Regions from separate parts of the Mus musculus genome. Here all the other regions are linked to region 5. A link is a loop called in an ENCODE intact Hi-C map of the cell type or tissue named here. Cell type or tissue: left cerebral cortex. All regions are shown on one strand. Region 1 overlaps Pax1 (paired box 1). Region 2 overlaps Gm34689 (a long non-coding RNA gene). Region 3 holds the start of Gm34978 (a long non-coding RNA gene). Region 4 overlaps Gm34889 (a long non-coding RNA gene). Region 5 holds the start of Nkx2-2 (NK2 homeobox 2). Region 6 overlaps Nkx2-2os (NK2 homeobox 2, opposite strand).

Region 1 (5,000 bases), 190 kb before region 5:
GAAAGACCTAAAAAATTCCAGGGTTTCCTGAAGGAAGCACCGGCGGAACTGTTGAGACCAAAGCAATGCCGGGGCCCCAACTCCAGGATGCTGCTAGCGCAGAGGTGCAGAGGTCGAATGAGCTGAGCTGCACTCCCGGCCGGCTCCTCTGAACCGGGCTGTGGCTCTGTGAGAGGACAGCCCCTAGGAGGTCGAGGCTGGGATGGGCAGTCCGTGTAAGCTACCGAGTGCATCCGTGGCCTTGCCTCCCGGGCTGGGGGGCTTCCGGTCGGTCCCTGCGGAAGAAGCACAGGAGCATCGGGTCACCGCCCAGAGCCTAGGCTGTAGAGCAGGATGCCAGCAGGTCACGGACTTGGGGACGCTCACCCTTCCGTGTCCCGTTCAGGGAGCCACTCCACAAGGCGGGCTAGTGGATCTCCTCAACAGGCCGCTTCTCCAGTCATTCATTCCTGATGATGACCACAGAAGCAAGGGGTGGTGTGCACGTCTTCAGCTCCTAAGGAGACTTCATGACTAACCTGGCGCTGACCCTGCAGAGCATGTCCTCCCGTCCCCGACCCACCAATCCACTCCAGACCCATGCGAGATAAGCAGGATTGAGGGGCAGCTTAGGGTGTCTGGAGGTAGGCCGGGTGCGGAAAACGGGCCACCAAACATTCTTGGGGGCCTCAGACTTGAGCCAAGGTGGAGCTTTAGGTAAGCAGCGGAACACTGCGGCCACAGCGCATCCTGGGGCCTGTGGGCCTCTGGATTAAGTGGCAGTGGGCTTGCCAGATCAGACGGTATTCTGCGCATTGCTCTATTATTTGGGGTTTTGGGAAGGGGCCCAAGTTTTGCTACTGGAAGCCAGAAAGTGACGCCACGATTGTGCAATCCTATTTTTCCTTTCCCCAGAACCCGGATCCGGCTGGCTGTGCAGCTTTTCCTCGCACCAGGAGGCAAAAACAAATTATCTCTGACGGGGGGTTTTCGATTTTCTTTCCCTCCTCTCACAAAAAGCCACTCTCTAACGCATCAATTCCAATTCGTTGAGGGGGAACTCTGATTTGCCAGCTCCAGGCAACTTTGAAGTAACAGTACACACACACACACACACACACACACACACACACACACACACACACACACCAGGTTAGTGCAATATTTAAAGAGATAGATATACAGACAGTCCCGACCAAAGTCCTCCAGGCGATACCCCCACCTCTCAGTTCACTTTACTAAGCACAGTTATGACTGTACAGCCAAATATCCAGACATCTTTTTCCATCCTGATCACACACTTCAAAAGTGAGGACCTGTTTTTAAAACATGTGAGGCGAAGGCTTCTCAGGCAGAAATGACAAGTGGAGAAAAATAAACACCCAGGAGCCAGGAGATGAATTCCACCCCCACTTTGGGAAGATTCTCCCGTTTTTGGAGTCACTTAGCATACTCTAGTCTCTGGGAACTGTGACTAGGGAAGACAACTTAAAAAATATGGGAATTGCAAGAACATAGCATATGACAGAGAACCAGGAGAGGCTGGGACTCCACCAAAGGAGAGGGAATAGGAAGGAGTTTCATAATTTGCAAAGGCTATCTAATCGTCCATGACAGAGTTCTCTTTTGGTATTGTCCAAGCACCAACTCTGGATTAGCAATAATCAGAACAAAATTGCAAATTCTCTTTAACAAATAAATAGCAAGTCTTCTTCCTGGAAGCCTGAAAGTGACACTCATAAATGTGATTTTTTTTATTCCCCCCACCCCTTATTTTTAAATCTCTCCTGGGATCAGTTTTTGAACGTTAAAGTTTGCTGGTTTCTGAAACACGGGAATGCCTTTGAAGTCAATGTGGTCCCTCACCTTGGGGAGGAAAGTACTGGCACAGAGACCTTTGGGTGGCTGTGGAGGTTCTTAAAAGCCCATCCCCTCCTTGTGAAGAGAAGACTTCCTTATTCTTCTCTCAGTTCCAAAGAATTAAAGTTCCCTTTCAGGAGAAGGGAAGCATCAGCAGTCATTCCTACTTTCTTGCCTCCACAGGAGGGAAAACAGAGTTGCTACCTTCCGCCAAGACAAAGGCAGTAAATTGTGAAGCACAAGCTGATATTCGATGAGGTTCCAGGTTGAATAATGAGTAAGATACCCATTTGCAGCTAACTGGAGGAACACACTAGTGAATATTGTATCCTGGATACACATTGGGTCATCAAAATAATTTGATTTTTACTGGGTATATTTATATTCATATGAATACAAATTCCTATTGTCTCTGAAAAGACAATTTTGTATCAAAAAGTTAACTAGTATTAATTTTACTATTATACAGTAAACAAAAAGTAATGACAGTAAACTCTCATGAAACAATTTTCTTTGAACACATTAATTGTTTAAAAAATTGTTAAAAGCAAATGGCACTGGATTAGATTACTTTGCTTTAACTCTTCAAAGTCCAGTTAAGGGGCAATTCTTTCTGCCCATGAGAAGAATGTAAATTCATACTGCAAGGGAGTATGTAACTTTTACATTTCAAAAACAGGTGCTTAATGAACAATTCTGTTTACAACCACTGAGCACAAATGCTTGCAAGCCAGCCTGAGAAATTGTTCACTGGAATGGATGTGAATAATTCCTTTAACACATTTTTTTAAGGCACTGTATGGATCAGGATACTAACTTACTAATTTAATAACCAATGTAGTTAACTTGGTTGTAGGTTCTGTATTTTATTGTAGGAGATGGATATGATGGTCACAGGGGTTCTGCCAGTGAGGTGTTCTGTATTTCTGAAAAGGGGGTGTCTGATAAAAAAAATCAATCAGGAATAACCCCCAAATACAGATCCCTCCCAAGCTGACTACAGGTCTTTGGAGTTAGTGAGTGTGTGATCACCTTTGGATCTTATCCTTGATACATCACAGGTTTTTATGTGAGGCAGAAGCACCCTCATGACCAAGTGGCCCTTCTGAAAACTACTTCCTTTTGGAATCAATGAACTCTTCAGTTTACTATGTCTTCCTTCTCCTTGGGACCAACCCAGGAGAAATCACTTAAATTCTTGACTAAATACTTTTAACTTGAGTAAGCCTGCTCAGTTAAGCAGGGTGTGGCAAAGCTCATTTAAATATCCACACCAACAGTCCCACTTCCGTGTGAGAAACTGAGTGAGGGGGAATTCACCCTGAGACCCTTCAACTGTCCTTAAATGTAGGGGGCTAATGAAAGCTATTTTCAGGTTTCAGAATTCTTTTCATGGACTTTTTTTTCTCCAGGTGAGCAAGTAATGTTATCCTATTATTTAAACTAAATTAAAATAAAGTCTCTGACTCGGTCTAGACAAATGAGTGCAGTCTTAATAGGCTAGGATAGAACTGTTCTACAACGTAGTTAAGGGTTGGAGAGATGACTCAGCAGTCAAGAGCACTGACTGCTCTTCCAGAAGACAGGTTTCAATTCCCAGCAACCAAATAGCAGCTCACAGCTGTTGGCAACATCTGATACCCTCACATAGACATGCAGATAAAACACCTTGCACATAAAATAAAGATAAATAATTTTAAAATACTTTGAAATTTCAAAAGCTGTTTTCTTCCTTCAGTTTATTCCTGTGGATCGTACCTAGTCTCCCCTTCCAAATCCGTGATTCAGTTACCTGGCCTCACCAAAACTTCTTGGAAATAGATCTTTTTGTCTGGGAACTACTATCATCTGTCTAGCCATGGGCACAACCCCACCACGACCCCTTCCAGCATTGGTGGGTGTGAGACAGGTAAGATCAGAACTATTTCCTAATCCCAGAACACCCTTCTGGCTCATTCTGTCCTTTAGTTTGTGTGCATGGTCCCCTTCTCTGCTGGAGCCGAAACTCCCTTCTAGTAGTGAAGTTTAGATGTTCTGGTGATCAAAACCTAAATACGAGCAGGTTCAGAACGGACAGATTTAAGATCAGGTGAATTATTTCTCAGTACAGTGAAAAACAAGAATTTCACAGACAGTATGATTTAATCCATGCTGGCCCCATGTGTTAAATCTCTGGTTGACTTTTTAGAAAGCAGATTTTGAAGGGGAAGGGGGACGAGGCTCCAAGCCACAGCGCCCTGGGATGGAAAGAACCTTAATGCTTTCGATTTCCCCGCCGAATGCGCTGAGGAACAAGAGTCTAAGAAAGAGCAGGGCCAAGGTTTAAAAGGAACCGAGAAGAAAAGGAAGGGCAAGACTCAGTGGGGAGTCCAGCTGTGGAAGTCAGGAGTGTCACTGATAGGGTCCAACCCAGGCTCTTGTAGGATTGAAGTGCAGGACTCTCTCCACTATAGAAAGCTACTGTTTCTAGGCTACCCAAATGTGGGCCTGGGGTGTTTTGCAATTAACACATTTTTGCAGTCTACACAAATGTGGGCGTTTTAGACCATTCTTGGCATGGAGAACATGAAGCCAGAACGGGCAACAATTTGACCAAAGATATAAGAACTTCAATGACACCTAAAGTCTTGATTACCAGCCTGACCCTCTTCCTTCTCTCTCAATAGGTTAAAAGGGGCAGTTTAAAGTGAACCGCTCACTCTCTAGGTGCCCTTTCTTTTTTTTTTTTTTTTTTTTCCTTTTTTTTTTCTTTCCATTTTTTATTAGGTATTTAGCTCATTTACATTTCCAATGCTATACCAAAAGTCCCCCATACCCACCCACCCCCACTCCCCTACCCGCCCACTCCCCCTTTTTGGCCCTGGCATTCCCCTGTTCTGGGGCATATAAAGTTTGTGTGTCCAATGGGCCTCTCTTTCCAGTGATGGCCGACTAGGCCATCTTTTGATACATATGCAGCTAGAGTCAAGAGCTCCGGGGTACTGGTTAGTTCATAATGTTGATCCACCTATAGGGTTGCAGATCCCTTTAGCTCCTTGGGTACTTTCTCTAGCTCCTCCATTGGGAGCCCTGTGATCCATCCATTAGCTGACTGTGGGCATCCACTTCTGTGTTTGCTAGGCCCCGGCATAGTCTCACAAGAGACAGCTACATCTGGGTCC
Region 2 (5,000 bases), 460 kb after region 5:
CAACAAGTCCTCTCTGGGGACAATTAGGGCCAGAAAATAAATATTGACACATTAGACTATTTCCTCGTTGGTTTTCTGGTGATTGTCTGAGCAATCTGATGGGGGCAAAATTCCACTTTTCTGATAAGCGATTCTTGGGCTAATAGAAACAAATAAAGTAAAGGCCTCTGTCCACAAAGGGCTGGGCAGGCCCATTGTGCAGAACTGCTAATCGGATTAAATGGACTCCCGGCTCTATTTGCAGCCACCCAAAGTCTCCTGAACATTCTCTACATCTGAAGGGGACCCATCATGGTGGCTCCTTTGCTGCTGAAATCAAATGGGGAGGTGAAAGCAAACCATGCCTCTCAGCAAACAAAATACAGGGCTGCTGAATCCTTGAAATTAAGCAGGCAAGCCGAGAAGATGGTTCTGGCCACAGAGCTGCGGAAAACAACGCTTGTCCTTCTGAATATATTTCCCCCCTGATTTCCATTTTAAAAAGGGATAAGGAAAAAGGATGGTAGGCGTGTAACAAATCGCTACATGTATGAGAAGCCCAGAAGTCTTGCAGAAGTCGTTCTTCTCCAGCGTCCTGGGGGGCAATGCATCTTTCTGATTCTGCCAATTTATCTAGAAAATATTACAATTTAATCTATGTTAATAAAAGACCAACAGTGTAACAACGCCTGGGGTTTTATGTGTCTGGCTGGCTTCTATTAGCATTTAAATCTGCGTCCATTACATCAGTCTCTTAAAAATAAACACAAACATTTATGCGAGTGACAACTCGAGTTAGCCTTCGTCAGTCTTAAATAATGTCACTCAACTCGGCATTTGGACCCAAGCCTGTGAATCATGAGGTGTATTTTTGCCTACAGTCTGATAATTTTCAAAGCTATTGGCAACCTGGGAATTTTCCTTCCTTATCACCAGGGCTCAGCTAACTTCACTAAGACTAATCAGGCCGGGAATCATTCATTCAAGGATTGCATGATCATGTTTTTCTTTAGCTGTGACAGCTGCCTCAGCCACATTAGCAATGCAGATTAGCCAGCCTAATAGGTTAATGCAGAACACGCGAAAATTAGGTTTAATCCCCAGTGAAATAATCTAACATTTTCACATTTCTTGATGTTGGGATAGAGACATTGCTTGTGACTCAATTAGGTGTAATGTAGATCAAAGCAAATTTACCTTCTGGCTGAACCTTCCCGGAGTTTTGACAGAAGAATACAGCCAGGGCCCTTTGCTAATTGGTGAATAGCTGTCAGAAAAATATTGCATTAGGAACATGTAGGTTGTGAGCAGAACTCTTTAGGCCTACCTAAGACAGACAATTGATATATTTTGCAGATCATTGCATCTATCACTTTAGCATCCTGGTCAAGTTATAGCTCAAAATAGAGGCAAATGCTTTGTGTGCCAACCCATCCATCCTTTGAGTGAAGCCTCCCTCCCTCCCTTTCTCCCTCCCTCCCTCCACACCTTCTTCATGTCCCGTTCAGGAGTATCACAATTGTGTTCTGAATGGGCCTTCATTGTGCGGGAAACAGAAAGAGAACAAGAGGGTGTCTAATGTTTTCATTCTGGCGAATAGCGTATCAAACACACATCTCTTTCAATCATAAAAAGAAGGACACAAAAATTACATGCCCTCAGTTGCCAAATTATTTTTTTGCCTTGACATCTTAATTCTTAATCCTTGTGTGTGGTCAAATCAGTCTACTATAGGCAACCAATCAAGCAATTATTTCTAAATTATATTTGCCCAACTCACATTGATTGGCCATTCTTTTCTTATTGGGTTAGCTCATTAATTCTGAGCAGCTCGCTTATTATGCCTTCCACATCATTTTCCTTCCGAGCCTATCTGCTCCAACCAGCCTGCTGATGTTTCAAGATGCCATGGGGGGGGGGCGACCAGCGATCTACGCATTGTCTCCTCTAGCAATTACAATTCACATTGCTGATTAACTTTGATGTGAAAACTAATGAGATAAGACAAGTTATCAAGGCGGGCCTGATCGTCATTCCATTTATACAGCATTTGCCACCGGTGAATGACAAAACCTAATGAAGACGTATCTGACAGCAGGCTGAGCCAAGACAGGTTTGGTACTGTCAGCCAGAGCTCTGCCCCCTTCTCATGGTCTATCTGAGACATGCTGGAATTAGCTTAATAATGAAAACACTTCATCTAAATGGACACATGTTTACATTAAAATAACTACATGATAAATAGATGGTGGAGATTTTATGCCTTCTTGAGTCTAAACAACAAAGTAAAAATGTGTGCTAGGATTCACTAAATCATTAGGAAAATTCAATTTAAGCTATTGCCCTTGTCCTGGAGCATTTCCCCATTTATGGGTAACAAATGTTGGGTTTTGGAGGGAGGAGAAGGGACTGGATCTGGGAAGAACAGGAATGATTTACTCTGCTAAGATGGTAATAGACAGATAAACAGAAGTACAGAATTGGTGAAGCTAATGAACACTGTCCCCTGGCAATAACTTTGTGGCGAGGCAACCCGCTGTGATGAGAATTCAGGCTGTGCATTTTCATGAGGTCTCTGCTTTTCTGAGCCTCAAAACGGGCAAGCCGCTGGCTCTCGGTCCGCTGTGCAGAGCTCAGAAGCCCGCCACGCCTGCATCTGATTATGTTGCAGATGCAAAGCATTTCTCTAGATACATTTGTATGCATTCCCCCTAACAAATTAACAAGGAAAGGCCTATTACACTGGAAATGTACATTTTCTTTTGATACAATTTTTGGGCTAAGCATTAAATCTTACCAAGAAAGAAAGTTGTCCTTAAATTGATTAAACACAAGGATCATACTTGAGCTTTGCTGAAATTCTTGAGTATTCCTGTGACTAAAGAATACAGAGGCTTTTTTCCTTTGCCTCCAAAAATCATGTAGGTTACACTAGCCTTATGGATACAAAAGGAAATTAAGTGCTGATTTGTTTTTTTAGACATTAGCTTTTTCAATGAATCATGTTATTGTTTTGACTAAATAGTTTTCAAAAATATAAAAGACAAAAATGTCTATTTTCCTAGAAGAAGCATTTCCTCTTACTGTGTACATTTGTATTCTGTTTTGTTTCTTTTCATAATAAGCATCATAGCACATTATTCCATCCAAATAGCATGGTGAAGTTGATATAAAACAGTGAAAATAGATGCTAGTATATCTTGTTTGAAAAAAAAAAAGATGGTGAGGTTTTATTTTGTTTTCTTTAGCTAAATATGATTTAAATATGGTTTAAAATATTTTAAAGTAACTGCCCACAAATAGCACTTCCAGTTATACATTTGGTATTTTTAAAAGGAATACACGAATAATATCAGCATCGACCATAAAGCTAAACCTCTCCTATTCCTGCTGTACTCACCCCCAAGGATCACAGACTGGCACCACAGCAATCACAAAACAAAACGCAGAATTAACACAAATCTACATTTATCTTTGATGCCTTGTTAAAGAATTCTATTGCATTTGATAAGAGTTAACAGAACGTAGCAGTTTAAACATGAAGAGACAAATGGGTACTTCGGTGAGGGATTAGGTTTGGAAGCTCATCTCAGAATCTATGGTAAATCTTACAAATCAGAAGACACTTTTATAAAGTACTTGCTTTAGAGCTAAAAGTACAAGTGGGAAGTTGACCCCCAAGATGGCTTGATGATGAGGTGCCAAGTTTATAAAATTCCCCTGTAATAAAGAGTCTGCAACACTCACTAAACACAGAAGCAATTGTACTAGAAAACGGGTTTCCAATTTTGACTCAAGTGACAAAATTAAACCCATCTGAAGAAAGGCTGTGGAGTTCTTCTTTCGAACCCGCCTCCTTCCCCTCCCCCCTGATACTCCGGTTTCTTTTAGCCCATTTCTCTGTTGAATTCTCTCCTGGTTATGTTTACCACTCAATTCTAATGTTAATTAGAGACATACACATCCGTATTAGTAACCCACGTTTTCATTAGCACAGCCCACCCTGCCAAATGAAAAACCCAGGAGTGTGTCTGCCCGTGAGCCAACAATGCAGAGATGGCTGTATTATTGAACACGCATATCTTACATTCTTTCCTCCCTGGTGTTAATTTTCCCTTTCTATGTACTCTTATTATGTTCTCTCTAACACGGGTGGCGGGTTCCTTTTTAGTCTATTTCTTTAATCTATTTTAATAAATAATTACAGGCAGGCTACAGAATTTATTCATTCCAGAGAGCTACCTTCTTCGCATTTTTTTTTTCCAGAAGCGCAGCTCAAGGAGACATGGTGATAACCAGGGAGGCCTGGAATCTCTTCTACACAATGTCATTATGAGCCCCCATTTAAAATGAAAAATGTACATTATACTTAAAAGCAGTGCAAGGTTAGCGCCTCTTCCCAGGGAATACTTAACAACAAACAGCACTGGTTCCATACTCGGGGAAGGAGACAGAAGTAAATGAAAGGAAGGAAAATTCATACAAAATATTTTAAAGATATACAAGGCCCTCATCAGAGTCCCATACCCTTTGTTTTCTCTATAATAGGGAATCATTTTCATCCACCGGACTGTTTGAAATTTTCATTCCTAAGCCAATTAATTTACTCTTGCTAGTGCGATACTTATGGACTTTTTGTTGGTATTATTAAAACTGAAAGAGAGAGAGAGAGAGATCTTATCCTATTTCTCAGGGTTTTTTTTTTTCCACATGGCATGGAATGAAGAATACTTTCTAATATTTTGATTTAGATCCTCGTGGAATTAAATTCCTTCATCTGCCTTTTTGACCCTCATCCTACAAACAGGTGTGAATAGACTGAGGCTGTAGCCAGCCAAATCTCTCTCTCTATCTCTCTCTCTCAACAATTCCCCCATGGATGTATAATACGCTTGAGTGTCCTTCCACCCATGAACTTCACTTCTTCAGAGTTAAGCTTTACCCTGGTCTTATCTATGCACCAGGGTAGTCAAACAGGGAACTAACTTCAGAGCTTAGCTGCACAGTGGATTTGTAATATT
Region 3 (5,000 bases), 350 kb after region 5:
CCTCTGAAGTTGACCGTTTTGCTCTGGTTTAATTGACGCTGTTCAACTGAGTGACAATTGTTCTGCGGATGGGGCCATCCATCCCCACCCCCGCACTCAAAAAAAAAAATAGTCTTTGCTTCTTGGTTCCTTCATGCCAAGGGGCAAAGTGTGTTTAAGACAGTTTTGGCAAACATGTCCTTTGGAGCTTTGCTTTGTTAGATTTGTGTTTATGTACTTCGGGGAAGGTGGATTAGATTCTTCCTCTCCAAGATAAACTGAAGGCGGGATCCTGGTGCCTTTCCCTGGCGCACCCCCATTGCTGGCAGGAGCAAGAAGGAATCTTTTGGTGGGCCAGTTATACTAGGAGGTTAGTGACCTACTGGGGAGCTTTCCCCTTTTGGTGGGTCTGGGAGGAGCAAGGGAGAAGGGAGCTATGGGTCTGGGCCTTTTGGTAAGGTTCCAAGAGCCTCAAATTCCTCTGTATTGGGCTGGCGCTTGGGGCAGAGTCGGTGGAGTCTGGGAAGACATGGGCTGTCCAGCTACTATGGGTTGTTGGGGAAGCAGAGGATTTCACTGGGCATTTGGCCTCGTTCTGAGAACCCTTAGCCTCCGAGCTCCATAGGACAGCTTTTCTTCCTCATCAATAAAAGTCTATCCAAGAGCCCCAGTGTACCACCACCCCCCACCCCCAATACAAATCTGGGCTGTGAGCCTTGGATGCTGTCCTCTGGAACTGAGGAGAAAAACGTAGGACTCGACTTCCCAAACCTCCAGATCTGGCCTTGCGTATCCGGATCCAGGGCAAGTCTGGGACTGACCTCTGCATCCCTCTGGCGCCAGCTCCAGGCGGTCCTTAACACTAAGGCGATCGTGCAGTCCCTGGCGCCGCACTTAGCTCACCTCGAGAGCCTCCAGGCGGGTCATCCTCAATTGGAGTGCCCCCTTTCAACTCCCCACCTCTTCCGGGTGGACTGCAGACCCCCCCCCGCACCCCTCTTTCTGCCAAGTGCTAAGGCCACAAGGGCAGCTTTTCTAAGAGGTTGGAACCAAGCGGTTAAATTCCGCGGTTCAGGAAAAGCGGTCTTAAGGCGATCCAAAGTTCACTGCCTGTGCAAACCGAACCTCAGAGTTTCTGGTTGAAGAGCCGTGCGCCCTAGCAACGGACTTGGGGCCGCTGCAGAGGCTGCTGAGTAGTAGACTACGCTCCAGGAGCCACCGAGGGGACTCCCCGGAGGATGTGGGAGGACCTTTCCCTTCTCACAAGCCTTGACACTCTTCTCCCCGGCCGGAGTCGGGAGAGTGTAAATTAGGGCGGACCTCCAACATCAGCTGGGGAAGTCATGCCCGCCCGGGCTAGGCCTAGAAGCCTAGGTGGGACAGCTGTTACAGCTCCTGTCGCTTTGGGGAGTGGCTAAGTAGGTCAGCCACTTTGCCCACTATTACCGCCCCCCACGGTCGCTCGCGTGTCAGTGCCGGTCCCCGCGCCACCCTCGCTAGCGCGTTGTCCCTTCAGGTCGCCGCGTTTACCAGCGCGTTTTGTTCCGCAGTTGGATTCCAAGCTGAGGGGCTGTAACCGTGCTCTCCTCCGACGGACGCTAATCAAGTAATTTCCCCATCCCAGTCCCATCAAATTGCTCTTTAGCTGTTGAACCACGGAGTTTTGCTCGTCTTTTCACATGCTAATCACGCCCATTCAACGGCTCTCGGTGGGGCTGTTTGTCGCGGGATAAATCTCCTTGTTTGCCCGCTGCATGATTAATTGATATTGTTGTCTGGCTTTTGTGGGGACCGCCAGGAGCTGAAAGGCGACGCGTTGTGGCTGCGCCGGGGGCCGCTGGAGACATCTTCGGGCTGCGGAGGTCCCCGCAAGGTCGGGCCAGGGCTGATGACATTATGCGCCCGATTTGGTTTTCCTTATTAGAACGATGATGAAAGACTTGGAGACCCCAGTCTTTACAGCTCACCACCCGGGCGCAGAAAGCACACAGCATTTAAGCCACAAGCGCAGACAAAGCCCTGGCATTTGCTCAATTCAGGGAAATGAGTTGGGTGTCCAAACAGGAGACAATTACATCTTCTTTCGGCCCACCCGGGATTTCAGTGGAGCTGAATGTGGAAATACCAAGTAGAGGTTTGGATTTTCAAACAAAGATTTTTTTTAAAAATTGTTTTTTGATTGAGGACGCTAAAGATGAGAAAAACAGTTAAAGAACCAGCAAAGGGAGCCATCGCTGCTGCAAACAGCGGTCCAGCAGACGCCTTGCAAAGGCGCCTAGGCACTGGACACTGCTTGTCAATTTGCAGAAGTGCGCTGTTCTGCTAACCGGCTTGCTAGCCACCACCAAAGTCCGCCCAAATGAGGACTAAGGCCCCAGTCACCCTGCAAATTCCCATTTTATTTAACGGCATCGTTCCCTACTCGATGCTGTATTTTTCTGTAGTGCAACCAAACCTCCAAATTCCTTTGCCCTTCTCCCGCCCCCCCCCCGGCCCCCGCACCCCTCTTCTGCACCCTGGGGTTTTATCCTCCACGGACATCCCTAAAACTAGGAGATTCAATTAAACAATTCCAGTTACGCAGAGCTCCTACGGTCTGCTTATTGCAAATATTTCCTTTTTCGAGTTCTTAAAAGAAAAAAAAAGGCAAAGCAAAGAAAAGAAACTGTCGCCTTCGCTTTCACTGCGCGCGGGGTAATTGATAGGCGCCATCAGAGGTCAGAATTTGCATAAGAATTAAGAGCAGTAAATTAATTTAATATTCCGTGCACATCTCCAATTATTCCTGGAGACCTTTGTCTCCGCGGCTGCCAGAGAGGGGATTCAGCTGCTCTTCAACCAAACAACATCTGTGCGGTTAATAATTTGATAAACAGCTCATACAAATAGTTTCTGAATTATCTGGCTGCCCAATGACTATTCAGTTTGGAAACGTTTTGGCAGGGTCTCCCTGAGTCCTCTGAGGGTCTCGGGCTCCCGCCCTGACATCAGCAGAAGACAATGTGTAAAATAAGTCATTATCATTGAGTAATAATCCTAACCCTTAAAAAAAAAAGCCACAGCCTGGGTGTACAGGGTTAGAGCAGGTCATCTGTTAGAGATTTCGCCTGTGATGAATAAACAGGCTGGGGCTGGGCAGAATGTAGAGCACACTGTGTATAGGAAAGCCTTGGGGTGCTGAGGAGAGTGCAGAGATGTGCAGCTAGACCTCAGAGAAGAGTCTTGTGGAATGATGAACTAGAAGAAAACCAAGGTGTGGGAGAGGAGCCGATGGAGATGAAGTTTTCACTATGTTGCTTCTGTATCTTTCATTTTTCTCTCTACACATGTGTTATTTTAAAACAAATAATGCACACAAAAAGTCACAGGCCCAGAGAGTAGGTAAGCTATGTTGGCCCCTGTGGGCTTTGACTCATTTGTTTCTATGCTCCTCTTGGAACATACCTCCTCCTTTCCACCATGACTCACCCACCAGTGTCCTGAAAACAGCTTCTCACAAAGCTCAGGTGAGAACAAGGCAGATGGAGAGGGCCCCCCAAAAGCTTTAAGTTGGCCCAAATAGAGAACCAGCCATTATAAGATGATGCTGTCCTATCTCAAACGCAGTCCCAATTTAGACACAAACCCCTCACTGTTACTGTCTGTAACACACCGAAGATGTCATGACTGTCATTGTGCTCTTTTATCTTCCTGCCGCCCTCAGCAAAGCCTCTTCCTGACAGAAAGTCTAGAAAGGAACCATTTGATCTTGAATGAGACTCAGACTGCTCTAATTCTTGCAACCTGTGCATTGCAGCTGTTTACAACATATATGCGTTTATCCTGGAATTGTTCTGCAGTGACTTCAATGTAACAGGGGTTCCACAAGAGTCTTTATCTCTGTCTATACATTTCCAGGCGTTTGATGTACACACCTCATACAGTCAGTATTTGACTTTCTATTTCCCACATTGCTCACAATCTAAGCACTTGAAGGCACTGAAAACTACCCAGAAGTTCCGAGGAGTGTGGAGCCAGTAATATGATAGTAATGAGCCCCTGGTAGCACTGAGCTTGAAAGGCAGGCAAACCCTTCAGGCTCTAGGTCTAAACACACAACATTACAATGAATACAATGCTTGCCTGGGCTCAATTGAAGGATTCCGTTTCCAGAAAACAAGTCATCATGTCATTCGAATAGGACAATAGTATTTCTACTAGGCACATCCATTTCTATTTTTAACATTTTCTTCTTGCATTTCATTAAGTTTCTTTCACAGAACTGTAGATACAGTGGGGCCTTGAAGGCTTTTATATGCATACAAATCGTCTCTGTTATTGATTGGGAGGATATCTGTATATTATTACTACTACTACTACTACTACTACTACTACTACTACTACTACTACTACTACTACTACTACTACTTTATTCAGACTTCTTTAGTCACTCCAAATGACTTGAAAACATTTATCTTCTTAAATGGAGCATTATCAATTCTTTGGGGAGACATTCTAATTTTAAACACCGACATATTCAATTGCTTAATCTCCAGCTCTGATGTTACTTGTTTTCATGCTTAAACTCTACCCCTTTAGGTTCTTTTACACTCTATATTTATCTTCCCTAAATGTTTGACTTTTTTTTTTCTTTAAAGCAGCAAGGGCAGAAAGGAGGTTAGTAAATAAGAAGGCAGATGACATTACATTTTTGACTCCGTGAGAAAAGACACAAATCATGAAAAGTTGAGATTCTTCTCTTACTCTGTTCAGACAAGCTTTCTGCACACTATTCACGTTAGTAAGTTTGGAAAGGTTGCCTTTATGAATGCTCGGCTCTTTGGTGAGGAAACGTATTGCCAATGCAGTCTACTACGTCAGGCATATCTTTGGAAGGAGGTTTGAGCATAACCAGAAATTGGTCCATTGTGTTTGTGAAGGTAGCCACCTTCTTGTGTGGAGTTCAAATAAGAAGTAACCCTTCCTCTTCATGCTCATGAGCACTTCAAAATATTCGGGGCCATTGTAATGATCATTTGGTG
Region 4 (5,000 bases), 97 kb after region 5:
TTTTTTTTTTACTGAGGGTGTTGTTCGAAGCATTTAGCCTTAGGGTTGATCCTCAGTACTTCAGAACTGAACCAGCATTAAACCCTCCACTGCTATCTATTTGCTTATTTATTGACAGGATCTCCACCTATAGCCCAAGTTGGCTTCAAATTGACCATAACACACAGGCTAGCCTTGAACCCACAATTCGTATGCCTCAAGAAATTTATGATTACCAAGGCGTTACCACATCCAACTTGATTTTATTTTTTGAGGCAACTTTATCAATCAGATTTTCCTGATGGTCCTCACAATGAATGGAGTAATTAACTGTTTTGTATCAGGCTTTTTAATGCATGTTATTGAGCTAATAATTAAATTGTTTGAATTTTACTCAAACTGTTTTATGAGGGAGACACTTCCTTGTAATCACAATTATCAATCAAGTATTCAGACTGATATACATAAACAACTACTAAATAACACTTCAACATTAGCAATATAGACAAAAAAGAAAAAAGTGAAGAAATTATTCTCTGATTGTAATATTGCTCTAGGTTTTTCTTCTAAAATGTACATAGTACAGCTTTAATGACAATGCAATAGCCTAGTAATCAACCAATGTCAAACATTGGAGTTGCCCTCCAAGTAAGTGATGACAACAATAACCCAACTCCCCAGCTCAGGTGTGAAAAGAACTCCTTTGATTGTTGCAAGCTAATTTGTAAAGCTAAGGTGATACACCATTTATATAATTTGCATTGAAATCATTGAACTAACTTAGACTGGAGAAATTGATTGTGTACAAAGTTATGGATGTATAATTTTTTAAAGGATATGTGGCTGGGCAGTGGTGGCACACGCCTTTAATCCTGCATGTGGGAGGCAGAGGCAGGCGGATTTCTGAGTTCCAGGCCAGCTTGGTTTACAGAGTGAGTTCCAGGACAGCCAGGGCAGAGAAACCCTGCCTTGAAAAACAAAACAAAACAAAACAAAACAAAATAAAACAAAACAAGAGGATATGTGTAGTAGTTCCTATTAAGAATGTATAGGGACAGAAAAATTAGATTTTTCTCCCTGCATAAAACAATAGAAATTATTTTTCTTAAAATTCAAAGTATTCTTTTTTATAACAGGAATTTAATGACATTGTAAAATATGTGAAAAATAAATAGAAATAACAAAGTTTTAAACTTTCTATGGTAGCAAGGTATACATATAAACTTGTTAATTAGAAGCAAAAATTATATTTCAATCTTGTTAGTTTTCCTATAGCATATATAACTTTAACACATTATTTTTAAAACTACAGAAAAGTGTAAATACCTAGTTTAAGTTTATATTACCAAGGTAAGAGATTGTAATGTAGTAGATGTACTTATACATCTTGTTTTGTATACATATACACATATACCCTATTATTTTCTGCTGCAAGTTAAAAACTAAGATTACAGCTTTCCTATAATGTTAGAAGTACATTGTTTGGAGTGGGTTGCCTTATATTATTTGTTTGTGGAGGGTTTGTTTTGTTTTGTTTTGTTTTGTTTTTGTTCTGGGGTAATCATATCAAAAAGTCACTATTATTATTTAGCCAATGATAATCCTGCTGATATTTTCCATTTGTTCTCATGCTGTTGGAAAGATGTACTACTAATAATTGTACTATCTTAAAACAAAGTCACTGGTTAGACTTACCATTGGTAAGAAAGCAGAAGACAATTTTTCATCTAAAAATATCTGAATATTTTTCAGATTCATTCAAGAGTCTTTTTGTAGGTAGTTAAATCACAAAGCTTTTGCATTTTATAGAGAAAATATGGAAGTGGCACTGGGTAACCGAGAAAGAAATGTAAAATAATTTAAATAATCAATTAAAACTAAAAGTGTCTAGGAAAACTAAAAACAAAATTGGAAACTAAATTCCAGAAATTGATAAAATTATCAAAAACTTAAGAACAAACTTCATTTTGTCTCCTTAGCATTTTGTTTATACCTTCAAATTTTGCTGCACAAAACAAGTTCTATTGACATGATTCGTTATTCCTTTCCAAGTTAAAAAAAATATCGCAATTGTTATATTTCAGCTACTTCTCCAACATGAGAATTTCACTAATCAAATAAGTTACAAGTATTCCAAACTAATTCTAAGTGCAGCAAGTGTCTCATTTCTAAACAGCACTTATATTCTTGGTTATTCAGCAAAGAGTAATATTTTCAAGAACAGTCACCCTGATGCAGAAATCCAGGAGCTATTGACAATCTATGTGCCACCATAGAAAGACAAAGTCTCCCTCTTGGTTCTTGCTGGAACTCTACTTCAAAAGGGGTCTGTCACAAGGTTTCTCCTCTCTCCCTAGGCGCTCTGGCTGAGCTGCCTGACAACTGTAAATCCCAATTGCAGGGAAGACTCTTGCTTCTGATTTTAGAATTTTAGTTTAATTTAGATTCTTGTTAGGATTTTTGTAAGTTAGCTAACATATCAGAGATTTTCAATAAATGTCAATTTTTGGGTTTTTTTTCAAAGAATAAACCTATTGAATCTTTTTGTCTAGCAATTTTTTTTCTGCTATAGGCTGTCTTATGGTATGTTTTCAGTGTTGTGTGAAACTACAAAAATCTAAACTATGAAAAAGAGTCAAGGCACCAAAAACCAAACAAATGCTGTCCCCTGTATGTAAAGTAGTATTGTGCTTCAAGACGTGGAGCCAATCCTAGCAGAATACAATGTCAAGTGTTGTGAGGAGAGGAAATGGGAAAGGAGACTAGATTAAGAGAAGGAGAACCATCTCTTTTCACTACTGTATTCTCTTTAAGAGTTTCTTTCTTTCCTTTCTTTCTGCTAAGTGCTAAGAAAAGGGGAGGAAATAACAAGAAAGCATTCCTGAGAAATACATTTTCGTGACATATAGTCAATAGAATTTAACTATCACTAACTATAAATTTCCATTCACAGTTTGGGCAGAGAATAATTGGATGAAATGAGTTTGATGGAAATCTTCAACAGAGTATCAAACTATTTTGTCATTAGTTTGATATACTAATGTTTACATCCTCCAGAGTCTATTATCAAGCTCACGTGCACACATCCAAATAGCAACTATATTTTAAAGGTATGAAATTTCTAGGGTAAGACACAAATAACTGATAAAAGAAAATGTGGGGGATTTTAAGAATTTTTTTTTTCTTCCAGAACATTTCATGTCCAGGAAAAGAATTCTACTTGGCCTATGATGTTCCTAAACAGTCAGAAAGTGAATTTCATTAGAAATTCTGTTTTGTTTTATGTTTTCATTTTATAGTGGGAAACCTCCAGATCTGCGTGCATTGATAAACTGAACAAAATATAGTATAAGCACTTATAAAATTGCCACACTGGAGTTTTACAAATAAAATGTCACAAGATAAATATATAACTTGAAAATAAAAAATTAATCTGAAAAAGACCTCTAACCAAGTTTTCTGGCTTGGCTAGCTCATCAGCATGAAGTTTATGATAACTGCTTCATGTTTGAAATGTGTCTAAGCTTGAAAAAAATAATGGTTTGCAAGAGGCTTTCATATTCACAGATATTATGGCAACTATATTTACTTACCTTATCTTTGTTTAAAGTTTAAGATTACATTTTGTTGTTTTTAAGCTAGTAAGTAGTAAGGAATACAATTTAAGGTAAAAAAAAAAAGTTTAAAACCCACATTGTAAAAGGATCCCAGCATTTGAGTGCCCTCCCCCCCTAAAGGTTTCTTTGTGTATCATTAGTTCAAGAAATATAAGTAGGCAGTTCCAGCATAAGTGACCTAGCTCAAGTGTCCCAAGTCCAGGAAAGACCTGTAAAAGTAGCATTGTGTCAGAATGTAGCAACACTAATCTTGTTAAGACAGTAACTGATGTCTATAAACAACTGCTAGGACCTGGCATTTTGTCCCACAGTATGTGTTTTAAAATATTAACCACTATTCTGGTTGTCATTTTCTTTCCATGAGTGACCATATGGTCTTTTTTTCTCCCTACAACAGGCAGATTCTTTGCAAAAGGACACTGAAATGAACACAGATGTTGACTAAAATAATAAGACAAAACCATCAAGGGCATTCACACCACAGGGCTGAAACCAAGAAAAAGAGAATGTGGAGCAGTTCAGATCTCCACGGCATGTGAGTCCAGGTTAAACTTTGGTGGTCACGCCTTTGTTTTTAGATACAATAAAATCTTGCATAAGAAACACTTTTCTTTCTTCTACTCCAGTTTTGAGGAAAACTTTTAAAATGTGTCTTTGTTTCCCTGCTCATCCCCATGTTTTCCAATTTTACTGGTACCTGCACACTTCTTTGTCTTTTGTCTTGCACTTACTGTAAGTTCATAAAGTATAAGTTCTTTGTTATGCAGGAACATTTGTATACCAAGAAACGAATTTTTTTTTTTAAAAAATCAGCTTATGGGTTTGAATTTTTTCAAGAGAGCTGTCGTTTTAACCTGCTTTCTGCATCCACATCAACGTTGATACTTTTTAAACAGGTTATTTTCCCAACACCACCAAAAAGATCCATTACAAACAAGTAGACATACTTGAATTCTCTCTCTCTCTCTTTCTCTCTCTCTCTCTCTCTCCCTCCCTCCCTCCATCTTTCCCTCCCTCCCCCTCCCTTCCCTCTTTTTCTCTTTCCCTCATTCTCTCATATCAGGATAGTGACAGAAGAATAAACCCTAAGTCAGATTCTGGGGATGAGGACAAAGAAAATATAGCGGTAATGAAGGTGCAAATTAAATATGAAACTTTTTTAGCAAATACACTTCATCTTGTTCAGTTTCTACCCTGAGAGTAGGAGCACCATACTTACAAGTCAGCATCTCTCTCTCTGCGTGCTGTACCTCTTCTTTGGATTTGTATACTTTGAGCTAATTTGGAAGTGTCCGTTAGGTTGCCTACAAAATGACGCTTTAAAGGATCTAACGATGCATAAATTAGAGAGCCCTACAATGGCAGAGGACGGTCATTGTACCTCTCCTCTTTATGTGCTCTTAT
Region 5 (5,000 bases):
ATGACAACTAGGGACAACCTTAGATTTATTCCAAACAGTTAGGACACATTGAAAGAGAGCGTCAATCATGTATTATTTCGCCACTGAAATAAATGCAAAAACCGGGCCTGGACAAAGGCTTCCAACAGGAGCGGGACATTTGTCTACATTTCCCTCATTGTCCGCAGCTTAGCAATCGGTTTGTATTTGTGTTTGCCCGGGTCCGACCACCCAGGACGCGCCGACGTGGGGCTCGCTCCAACCTGGGCCATTGTCACCCACGTCACATACTGGGGGCGAGGCAGAGAGAGTTGCAGAAAGCCGCTGAGCAGCTCGGAGTGAGGCGCTGTCACAAGGCTCTAGAAACCCGGGGGTGGTGGGGGCGCCGCCGCGGCCCAAGCAGCTGTGAGCTTGGAGGACTCGATGCCTGAGCGTTCTGCTTCGCCTGGACTAAGGCAACCCAAACAAGGACAGTTAGAGGGAAAAATGAATAGAACCAAGTCTGTTCTTCTCTACCCCCGCCTCCCCCCACCCCAGGCTAAGCCCACTCCTGATGTTAAGTGGGGCGAACAAGTGGTATGTAGCAAACTTGCAGCCTCGTACCTCCTAAATTGAAATAGAATGAAGGGTATATAAGATACAGCGTTTTCCTTCCGGTTTAGAGAAGTTCAGTTCCCAGGTTTGAAAGAGGTTGTTGGAAAGTTCACACTAACCTAAAGCCAACTGGAAGCCTGGAGCACGCCCTTCCAGCGCACTCCCCGAGGAGAAAAAAACTGGAGAAACTAAAACGTAAGAAGCAAACATAAAGACAACGCAGCAACATCCACTAGACCTTCGACCTCGTCTCCGTGGATTTCTGGGTCTTCACCCGGATCGGAGGCGCGCGCGCGCACGCACACACACACACACACACACACACACACACACACAATACCACCTCTCTTTCTTCCCGCCGCTCCACCTTTAGCTGGAGGTTGGGAGGGTAGAGGGCCTGGGAGGCTAGGATAGTAAAAAGGTAGCAGGGTACCCAGGCTCTTCCCTTCGCCAGCTGGAAATAAGCTGAGGCCACAGGCGCTAGGGCGCAGGTCCGAACCCTGCCACTGCTAGAGCCGCAGGCTCCCGCCCCTCCCTTCTCTAGACCGCCCGCAGAGCAGAAAGTGGAGGGCCAGTCCTCTTCCTCCGCTAGGAAACTGGGGGCTGGGGGGGGGGGGGAGGTAAATGAGTCTTTAGCAAATAAAAGGCGGCCGGAGGGGGGTGGTCCTCAGTGGTAGCTCTGGCATGTCCAAGCCTATTCCTCTCCTGGGTTTCCAGCTCTTTCGCGGTTAACTAGAATCAATTACTTGACTTGTCATTTCTAGTACTCATCCTTAAGCTTCAACCAAAATATTGACCTAGGAGGCTTACAGAAGTTGGGCTCTTGCCATTTGAACTGGATCTTGTTTAGGGAACCACCAGCGATGGGAAGGAGAGATTTCAGCGGCTCAGCCTTCACCCCCTCCCCCTTTTCCAAAGGCACCACAAATCGCTAATTTTCTGGCTAGTTGGGGGGCTGAAGGAGGGGGCTTGTGCACGGGGCGTGGAGAGGTAGAAACCTGTGAATGTTAAAAAGGATTCTTTGCCCCCTCCTTTCTGTTTTGTTTTCTTTCTCACCCCAAACCCCCCCCCCTTAAGATGCAATTTGTTAAAACGGCTCTTTTCAAGTGTGTGGACTCGAGAGCGACGCGGTGGTCCTTTGTATGTAAATACTGAGGGAGAAAAAAAGCTCTCCCCATCTTTGCAATTAATTGACACGTTACACCTCTCATCTTGCTCTAGAGGGCTGTTGGCTGGGAGCGCAGAGCTCCCCAAAACCCACAATTTCACATCTGCAAATACTGTCTTCATCCACTTGACTCCCAAGACCCGCCCACACGTGGCCAACCTTTGCGGTTTTAATGTCTCTTCCCCCCTTTTTTTCACCCCTCTCTCGCTCCCTCGACCCCCTCCCTCTTTTCCTCCCTCCCTTTTTCTCCCCCTCCCCCCTCCCCAGGTTCGTGAGTGGAGCCCAGCCTTATATGGACTGATCGCTCAGGCAATGGCCCATTTTTTCCTCGCCACCAGCCGCCACCGCGCGCGGAGCGGCCGCCGGAGCCGGAGCTGACGGCACCTTGGCACCTCTCCTGGAGTTACAAACTGAGGCCGCGCGGCGCTGGGCGCGCAGGCCCCCAGTCACAGCCTACATTTCTGCGTGCTTTCCGAGAAGAGAGAGGCACCGGGTGGGCTTTATTTTTTTTCCCCTTTCCCTTTTCCCCCCACAGTGTCCTCTCATTTTAAATAATAATTATCCCAATAATTAAAACCCATCCCCCATCCCTCCCCCCATTCCTTTCCTTAAACCCCCCTCCCCCGCCCGCTGGGGCTGGGGAGAGCCACGAATTGACCAAGTGAGGCTACAACTTTGTGGCATAAATTGCGGGGTCCGGAACCATGTCGCTGACCAACACAAAGACGGGGTTTTCAGTCAAGGACATCTTGGACCTTCCGGACACCAACGATGAAGACGGCTCGGTGGCCGAAGGGCCAGAGGAGGAGAGCGAAGGGCCGGAGCCCGCCAAGAGGGCCGGGCCGCTGGGGCAGGGCGCCCTGGACGCTGTGCAGAGCCTGCCCCTTAAGAGCCCTTTCTACGACAGCAGCGACAACCCCTACACTCGCTGGCTGGCCAGCACCGAGGGCCTCCAATACTCCCGTAAGTAGCGAAACTTGGCCGCAACGGCTGTGGCTGCCTCCATTGCTGAGGCAGTAACCCGGGTGGACGCTGGGAGTTTTGGGGAAGAAGCCATTTAATGTCCAAGTCCCATCCCGGATCCCTAGATTTTGAAACATTTGCTTAGTATGCCCTTTTCCCTCCTCGGTAGACATCCCTTCCCAGTCTCTGATGCCATATATTTTCTACGGGAGAAATTAAAGCAAAAGACAAGAGAGACGCTTTCTAAAAGCTGGCTAGAGATGTCAACCGGACTTATGGCTCTGGCCGGAGTACCCTGGACTCAGATGGCCCAGAGGACTTGGCTTTGCTCTCTGGAGCAGGGATCCCTGGTCAGGGTCCGGCTAGCAGTAGAGGGTGGAGGAGGCTTGGGGTATAATAGCTCATCCCTGCCCCTGCATGATTGTAAAAAAAAAAGAAAGAAAGAGAGAGAGAGAGAGAGAGAGAGAGAGAGAGAGAGAGAGAGAGAGAGAGAGAGAGAAAGAAAAAAGAAAGAAAGAAAGAAAGAAAGAAGAAAGAAAGAAAGAAAGAAAGAAAGAAAGAAAGAAAGAAAGAAAGAAAGAAAGAAGGAAAGAAAGAAAGAAAGAAAGAAAGAAAGGAAGGAAGAAAGAAAGGAAGGAAGGAAGGAAGAAAGAAAGAAAGAAAGAAAGAAAGAAAGAAAGAAAGAAAGAAAGAAAGAAAGAAAGAAAGAAAGAAAGAAAGAAAGAAAGAGAAAAACTATGTGGTGCGTGCAGCGGCGGGTGTGGGTGTCCATCCAGAAAGTCCGAAAGCAAAAGCGAAAGCCCCCCAAACCTGGTTTACCCCGCCAAGCCCATCAATGCTGGGATTGTGAGGTTTTCCTTTTAAAAATCTGCCCACGTCTCTCCAAAGAGGAAACTGTTTAAGGGGTCCAGAGCCCTTAACCCTCAATGACCGTCCACACTCTGCGCTTCGCACTAAATTCTCCTGAATAGTGGGAACCCCTAGAAACTTATGCCTCAGAGCCCCCGCTGCGCAGACTCTCCTCTGAACCCTAGCAGACCCCGACGGCTTACTCGGGCGGGGATTGCTGCAAAGGCAGCGGGTCTGGGCTGGTCCAGTGGGCCAAGGGCCCACGGAAGAGCCCTGGGACTCCGGGTGACCCAGGTGGCACTTGGCCTCCAGCCGCCTGATGCGCTTCTCTTCCCCCCCCCCCCCCCACCCAGTGCACGGGCTGGCGGCCAGCGCTCCCCCCCAAGACTCGAGCTCCAAATCCCCAGAGCCCTCGGCTGACGAGTCACCGGACAATGACAAGGAGACCCAGGGCGGCGGGGGGGACGCAGGCAAGAAGCGGAAGCGCCGAGTGCTCTTCTCCAAAGCGCAGACCTACGAGCTGGAGCGGCGCTTCCGGCAGCAGCGGTACCTGTCGGCGCCCGAGCGCGAGCACCTGGCCAGCCTCATCCGTCTCACGCCGACACAGGTCAAGATCTGGTTCCAGAACCATCGCTACAAGATGAAACGTGCCCGGGCGGAGAAAGGTATGGAGGTGACGCCTCTGCCCTCGCCGCGCCGTGTGGCAGTGCCGGTCTTGGTCAGGGACGGCAAACCGTGCCACGCGCTCAAAGCCCAGGACCTGGCAGCCGCCACCTTCCAGGCAGGCATCCCCTTTTCCGCCTACAGCGCGCAGTCGCTGCAGCACATGCAGTACAACGCCCAGTACAGCTCGGCCAGCACCCCCCAGTACCCGACAGCACACCCCCTGGTCCAGGCCCAGCAGTGGACTTGGTGAGCGCCGCCCCTCCAAGACTGGAGGCCTTAGGCCCTGGCCCCACCCCAGCGGCGCCGGTGGCGAGGAGGACTCGATCCTTACCACGGTTGTTATTATTATTATTATAATTATTATTATAGAGTCGAGTCTGACTTTCGACTCAGTTGAGGAGGCACAGGGAGGTTGCCTGTGCCTCCCCGAGTGGCAGATTCCATTGACTCTGCCCCATCGCTCTCCCCTTTGAACTTTTGGAGAGGATAGAACTCTAAGCCGTGTTTACAGAATGTTTGTGCAGCTTTGCTTCTTTGCCTCTCTCTCCCTGAGGGGACCAAACCATCCCAACGTTAACGTTGTCACTTGAAAAGAGAAAGGACCAACCGGCCCCCACCCCACCCCACCCCCGCACTGCTTTCGTGAATTTTGTAAACTATGTTTGTGTGAGTAGCGATATTGTCAGCCTTCTAAAAGCAAGTGGAGAACACTTTAAAATATAGAGGATTTCTTTTTTTATAAGAAAATGCTAAATATTTATGGCCATGTACACGTTCTGAC
Region 6 (5,000 bases), 120 kb before region 5:
ACCAACAAAGGCAGACATTCACCAGTTTTTGCCTTCCCAGGGCCCCAAAATACAACACAGGCCTGTTCTCCCGTCCCCGGCCGAGGCCGCAGCTGAAGCCGGTCTTTATCAGCGTTCCTTTCTCAATATTTACCAACCAATAAATCTTTTTCCCCCTAAGACAATTGACATTCGAATCCCATTCATGTGGAGGCTTGTTATCCAAATAATATTAAATAAACTGCTTCATGATCTACTGAAAAAGTATTAAGATGGGTTCTTTTTTTCTTTCTCTGCAGGTCAATATTGAAGAAGAGAGAGGGCTGTTTCTATGTGAGGGAGGGCAGCTGCCTGCCTCCAAAGAGTGTCTCCATCTCTAGCCTCCTGCAGAGGTGCCTCCTTTCTGTTGCTCTTTGGGCTTCCAGTAGTCTCTGCCCTGTGGCACCCACTCCAAGGCAAAGGCGACAAAGGTTATCTGTGTCACTACTGTGGCCTCCTGAGTACAGGGAGTGTTTCCAGAGTCGTGTGTGGCTGAAAGATCAGTCCTGAGAAATGTGTTGGTAGACCTTGTGTCACTGTGCAAACATCATGGGCTGTTTGAGGTATTCGTTGGTCTATCTCACTGTGCTGATAAAATGCTCAGCAAACGAAACATAAAGAAGAAAGATTTTATTTTGACTTATAGCCTGACGGGACAATCCATCGCAGCCAGGAAGGAAGGCAACAAAAGTCTGGCCAAGTTGAGTTTGCACTCAGGCAGCTGAGAGAAACGAACATACAAAGGACGGTGCTCACCGCACTTTCTCCTTATTCATCCTTGGGCCCCAGCGGTGAAACAGGGCCATAAACATCTGGGGCAGGCCCTCCCATCTCAGAGCAAACTTTCTGGAAACACTGTAACAGATATACCCAAAGGTGTGTCTCCTAAGTAGCTCTCCTTACCCTCAGGGTGACAATCAAGATGGACCACAGAGTTACGGAAATGGACTCAGTTGGTAAAATGCTCACTGGGTTCAATCTCCTGAGGACCTGGGTTCAATCTCCCAGACCCCAAGGAAAAAGAGCTGTGTACTGTGGCGTATATAGGTAATCTCAACACTGGGGAGGCTGGGACAAGGGGAGAGTTCCTAGACTTGCTGTTTAGCTGTATAACATAATTGGTTGAGTGTGAGGCTAATAAGAAATTGTTTCGAAAGGGAGATAGACAGCACTCCTGAGACCTGAGGCCATCATCTGACTTTCTCAGGCGTACATGAGCCTCTACCTTCCCCCCCCCCATGCACACGCACGTGTACACACACTTTAAAAGTGATTATAACCAGTAGAGTACATTTACATATATCTAAATGGTGTGGCTACTCCCTACTTGGTCTCCCTGGTGATGCTGTCATTCACACACAATCGGCCACTGACTAAAACGTCATAGGAAGCACATAACTGAACTCTGCCCATTCTCTCACTGGAGCAAGTTAGTCTTCTGACAACATTTCCAATTCCGCTGTTCCACAAGCAACCCCCGCCTTCCATTTTTTTTGTCAGAATGCATGTCTCTGAGAAGAGACATCAGAGGAGACAAGAGAACTGGAGCTAGCTCTGCTGTCAACTTCATGGTGTAACAAATTACATGACTCTCCTTTCTGAACCCAAACTTCTCCGTTTATATAAGGAAGTGTTCCTCTCTCTAATCTTGCCCTCACTTACTAAGGAAGATCTGGACCACTGGGTCTGGCAAGTTGCTGCCGGAAACTACAAGCACTATCAGCATCTTGATGGAGGTTGCCACCTTGGAGGCTGGGGAATCTTCTAGAGGGGAGAGGACCAGAGACTTTAGGATGTTACTGTCAGTGGATAAGACTCACAAGGTGGTGATCATTCTGTGCCAGGAGATGCCTCAAGACATCATTTCATCCTTGAAGCATTCCATGTGATGACATCCATATTCCACTGGAGGGCGCTAAAGCACTGAAGTTAAATAATGACTGTTATGTAATGCATAGTTTGAACTGAACATCTGCAACCAAGTGGCTTGGTTTCCGAAGCATGATCTCCTCTCAGCTACTAACAGGTAGTGAGGGCAAAGTACCACAAAGCCTGGCACAGCCTCGCGCAACGGTTAAGTAGAGCAGCTATTTCACACACTGGCTGCTGGAGAGCCTTCACCTGAACAGGTCCCATCTTCTCTGCTCCTCAGCTTCCTTTGACTTTGTTCTCACAGGCACGGCTGTAGTCTGAAAATCCACGGTGGGAAATGGCCCCACATCTGAGCACCCACTTGTCACCATGCGTGGAAAGCCTCCCCCTCTGACCTCATGTGACAAGTCACCACGAAAATGAGATGTATGTTGCACCAATAACCTCCAGCCTGTGTGTGTAAGGTAAAAAGGAAAGAAGAATGAAGTTAATGTTTAGACTTAGGTCCTATCCCCAGAATTTCTCATTATCTATAATCAAATTCCAAGACCAAAAAGGAATCCAGAGCCCTGCTTCTAAGCACTTCAGAGAAGAAATTTCCCATTTCTGTACAAGTAAGATGTGTGTGATGTTTCCCTATTGGATGTCAAAAACAAAGTAAAAACTGCAAGCACTGCAGGAAAGATTTGAGGGCCTCTTTGAATAAAACATTTTGTTGGCTCTTCCCTACCTAGTGGAGCTGCTGTCATTTGGGGCTTATCCTTAAAAAAGCTTTTTCTGAACTATACACCCTTAGAAATTACATAAACCAAGGGTTGGGCAGAAGACTCGGTTGGTAGAGCATCGCTGCTAAAGCATGCAGATATGAGTTCAGTCCCCAACACCTCTGGGGAAAAAACAGACCGGAGAGAAGTCTCCATGGCTAAGAGAGCTGCCTGCTCTTAAAGAGAAATAGGATTCAACTCCCAGCACTTTTGTGTACATGACGGCTCAAAACCACCTTAAACTCCAGTTTTAGGGAATCGTATGTCCTCTTCTGGACTCTTCAGGAACTGCATGTGTATAGTAGGTGCATACATATGTACATACATACATACATACATACATATAAGCAAAACACTCTTATGCATGAAATAAAAAGCTCTTAGGGAAGGATGGGGGAAAGAAAGAGAAAAAGAAAGAGAGAGAGAGGATGAGGGAGAGAGAGAGAGAGAAAGAGAAAGGAAAAAAGATGTATTTTAAAAAGCAAGCAAGCCAAAAAGAATTTCTGAGTTCTAGATTTAGTGAAAGGCCATTATCTCAGAAAGTCAAGGTGAAGAGTGGCTGAGGAAGAAACTCAGCATGTGTGCGCACACACACACACACACACACACACACACAGCCATGTAAAAGTGATTTGTACTTCAGTGAAGGGGGTTGTGTCTTTTGATAATGTTTCCATCCTGGACATACTGTCTCAAACTTCCTTTCTTCATTTAACAATGCACCAGGAACATTTCCCTGCTCCTATTCACAACCTGCCTCATTCCTTTTAAATACTGCAGAGTGTTCTACTGTGTAGGTGAAGATTGGTTTATTTTTATTACCCTTTTATAGATATTATGGTGTGTCTAGTTTGTGTTATTCTAGATAATGTCATAATGGATTCCTCTCCACACTCTTCTTTGTGAATTGCTATAGTTTAAATCTTGAATATCCCTGAAGGCCATTTGTAGTGAAAACTTACATAGTAAAGTCTCCAGCTTGCGGTGCTATGGGGTGTGAAATGCATAGGAGGCGGTGAGATCGTTGGAAGAGGGGTCCTTGAAGGAGGTTCTGGAACTCTGACCCCTCCCATCTTTATTATTCCCTGGCTGCTATGAGATGCCAAGCCTTCTTCGGTATGCACTCTCATCATGGTACCCATGCCACTAAGGGCCCAAACCCTGCAAAACAGAAATTTCTTTTCTCTTTTTTTCTATGTAGATTATTTCAGATGTTTTGTCAAAAAATAGAAAGATGATCATTTATGCATGTAAATCAATATTTTGTTGGTGTAAATAATAAGACAAATTGCTGAATATATAATATTATATTCATATTTATTCACACACACACACACATATTATTAAACAACCCCAAATACCATCTAAGATTTTCGCAAATGGTGCACAAAACGTGCAAGACTTTAAGACTCTGAGTAGTGAGGAAGCGTTAGTCAGAGGCAGGCAGTGAGCAGCAACAGTGATAAGCAGATGTGGGGAGATGGGTTGGATTACAGGACTGCTCAGCAAGGAAGCATGTCAGAATACAAGCAGGGGGACAGTGACATCAACAAAGAAAATCCTGAAATGCATCATAATTGAAGGAAAACACAAGAATTGTACTCAGACACGCCAGAGCGCGCTGTGGTGCTTTGCAGATGTATTCCCCCACAGTGCACACACCATCTCCTGGTAGCTATGCTTACCCTGAGCAACCAAATGCTGCAGCTACCTCTTCCAAGGGCTCCTGGATGGCATGTGTTAGCTAGGCATGGCCTATGGAGGAAAATTACCTGTCCTCCATGCTACAATCTATTGCTATGTGCTGGACTAGTACAGACCCTTAGCCGACTGACTTGCTTAGAGAGAGAGAGAGAGACAGACAGACAGACAGACAGACAGACAGACAGACAGACAGACAGACAGAGACACAGACACAGACACACAGACACAGACACACACACACACACACACACACACAGAGAGAGAGAGAGAGAGAGAGAGAGATATGTCCAGAGTCATCCTCAGAACTTCTACTTGGACCAATGCAGTAAGACTTGGCCACAAGAGGGTATACCCCCAGGCACTTTAAAACCTACTTTGCATCTGTGAGAGACCGAAAATTGGGTTTGCTTTTAGCCTGGTAACCCCAGTGCCAGCCTCTGCCAGGATACCAGTGTTATCTATCATGTCCTATCCACCCTTTCCCTAAAGGAAAGTCTCCTCTAATCTTCAGACCAACCTCAAAGCTACAAAACAAAGAGTGAACGCCATATGGACCCTCGACTTCCCCTGTCTGCAAGCTTCTCCTTTGAAAGGCAGCCCACTTTTGTATTATCTATTACTTTTTAAAATCTCTGCACCTTC

What was found. A loop is a pair of places that touch in the nucleus more often than their neighbours do. Peaks named below come from ENCODE experiments on the same cell type or tissue, not always from the same donor. Only the 100,000 strongest peaks of a DNase experiment are listed, where the experiment ranks them.
Region 1: it touches region 5 in a loop (11-fold over the local background); 9 of 42 quality-filtered maps call a loop at or near these places.
Region 2: a loop joins it to region 5, with 2.3 times the contacts of the local background. A loop is called at or near these places in 3 of 42 quality-filtered maps.
Region 3: it touches region 5 in a loop (7-fold over the local background); 16 of 42 quality-filtered maps call a loop at or near these places.
Region 4: a loop joins it to region 5, with 5 times the contacts of the local background. A loop is called at or near these places in 19 of 42 quality-filtered maps.
Region 6: a loop joins it to region 5, with 7 times the contacts of the local background. A loop is called at or near these places in 10 of 42 quality-filtered maps.

What each region holds. Positions count from the first base shown.
Region 1 is chr2:147,368,989-147,373,988 of GRCm38, reverse strand. It overlaps Pax1 (paired box 1), which reads right to left. Exons shown (of 5, transcript NM_008780.2): 5 at 1-275. The coding sequence ends at 184. Among named protein-coding and RNA genes, the nearest start is that of Pax1, 6.5 kb to the right of the region's middle. In left cerebral cortex, no CTCF peak of the experiment used is centred here; no DNase peak of the experiment used is centred here.
Region 2 is chr2:146,720,343-146,725,342 of GRCm38, reverse strand. The region is part of intron 1 of Gm34689 (a long non-coding RNA gene); the gene reads right to left. Among named protein-coding and RNA genes, the nearest start is that of Gm34689, 13 kb to the right of the region's middle. In left cerebral cortex, no CTCF peak of the experiment used is centred here; a DNase peak (open chromatin) is centred at 2,599.
Region 3 is chr2:146,831,229-146,836,228 of GRCm38, reverse strand. It overlaps Gm14114 (a long non-coding RNA gene), which reads left to right. Exons shown (of 4, transcript XR_375064.4): 3 at 1-349. Gm34978 (a long non-coding RNA gene) reads right to left here and starts at 2,389. Exons shown (of 3, transcript XR_003953940.1): 1 at 883-2,389. In left cerebral cortex, no CTCF peak of the experiment used is centred here; DNase peaks (open chromatin) are centred at 1,176, 1,357 and 1,931; H3K4me3 peaks cover 1,240 bases; H3K27ac peaks cover 260 bases.
Region 4 is chr2:147,085,966-147,090,965 of GRCm38, reverse strand. All of the region lies in intron 1 of Gm34889 (a long non-coding RNA gene), which reads right to left. Among named protein-coding and RNA genes, the nearest start is that of Gm34889, 2.9 kb to the right of the region's middle. In left cerebral cortex, no CTCF peak of the experiment used is centred here; DNase peaks (open chromatin) are centred at 2,231 and 4,830.
Region 5 is chr2:147,183,464-147,188,463 of GRCm38, reverse strand. It overlaps Nkx2-2 (NK2 homeobox 2), which reads left to right and starts at 2,062. Exons shown (of 2, transcript NM_010919.2): 1 at 2,062-2,704; 2 at 3,907-5,000. The coding sequence starts at 2,446. The coding sequence ends at 4,469. It overlaps Nkx2-2os (NK2 homeobox 2, opposite strand), which reads right to left and starts at 4,381. Exons shown (of 6, transcript NR_030769.3): 1 at 4,104-4,381. It overlaps 6430503K07Rik (RIKEN cDNA 6430503K07 gene), which reads right to left and starts at 1,040. Exons shown (of 3, transcript NR_108091.1): 1 at 1,007-1,040; 2 at 693-761; 3 at 1-429. RefSeq lists an enhancer at 111-349. In left cerebral cortex, no CTCF peak of the experiment used is centred here; DNase peaks (open chromatin) are centred at 212 and 2,733; H3K4me3 peaks cover 2,209 bases; H3K27ac peaks cover 1,528 bases.
Region 6 is chr2:147,302,435-147,307,434 of GRCm38, reverse strand. Nkx2-2os (NK2 homeobox 2, opposite strand) reads right to left here. Exons shown (of 6, transcript NR_030769.3): 4 at 3,617-3,815; 5 at 1-2,341. Gm14110 (a long non-coding RNA gene) reads left to right here. Exons shown (of 3, transcript XR_003953941.1): 3 at 279-2,462. Among named protein-coding and RNA genes, the nearest start is that of Gm14110, 19 kb to the left of the region's middle. In left cerebral cortex, a CTCF peak has its summit at 1,919 (motif pointing right); DNase peaks (open chromatin) are centred at 4 and 1,955.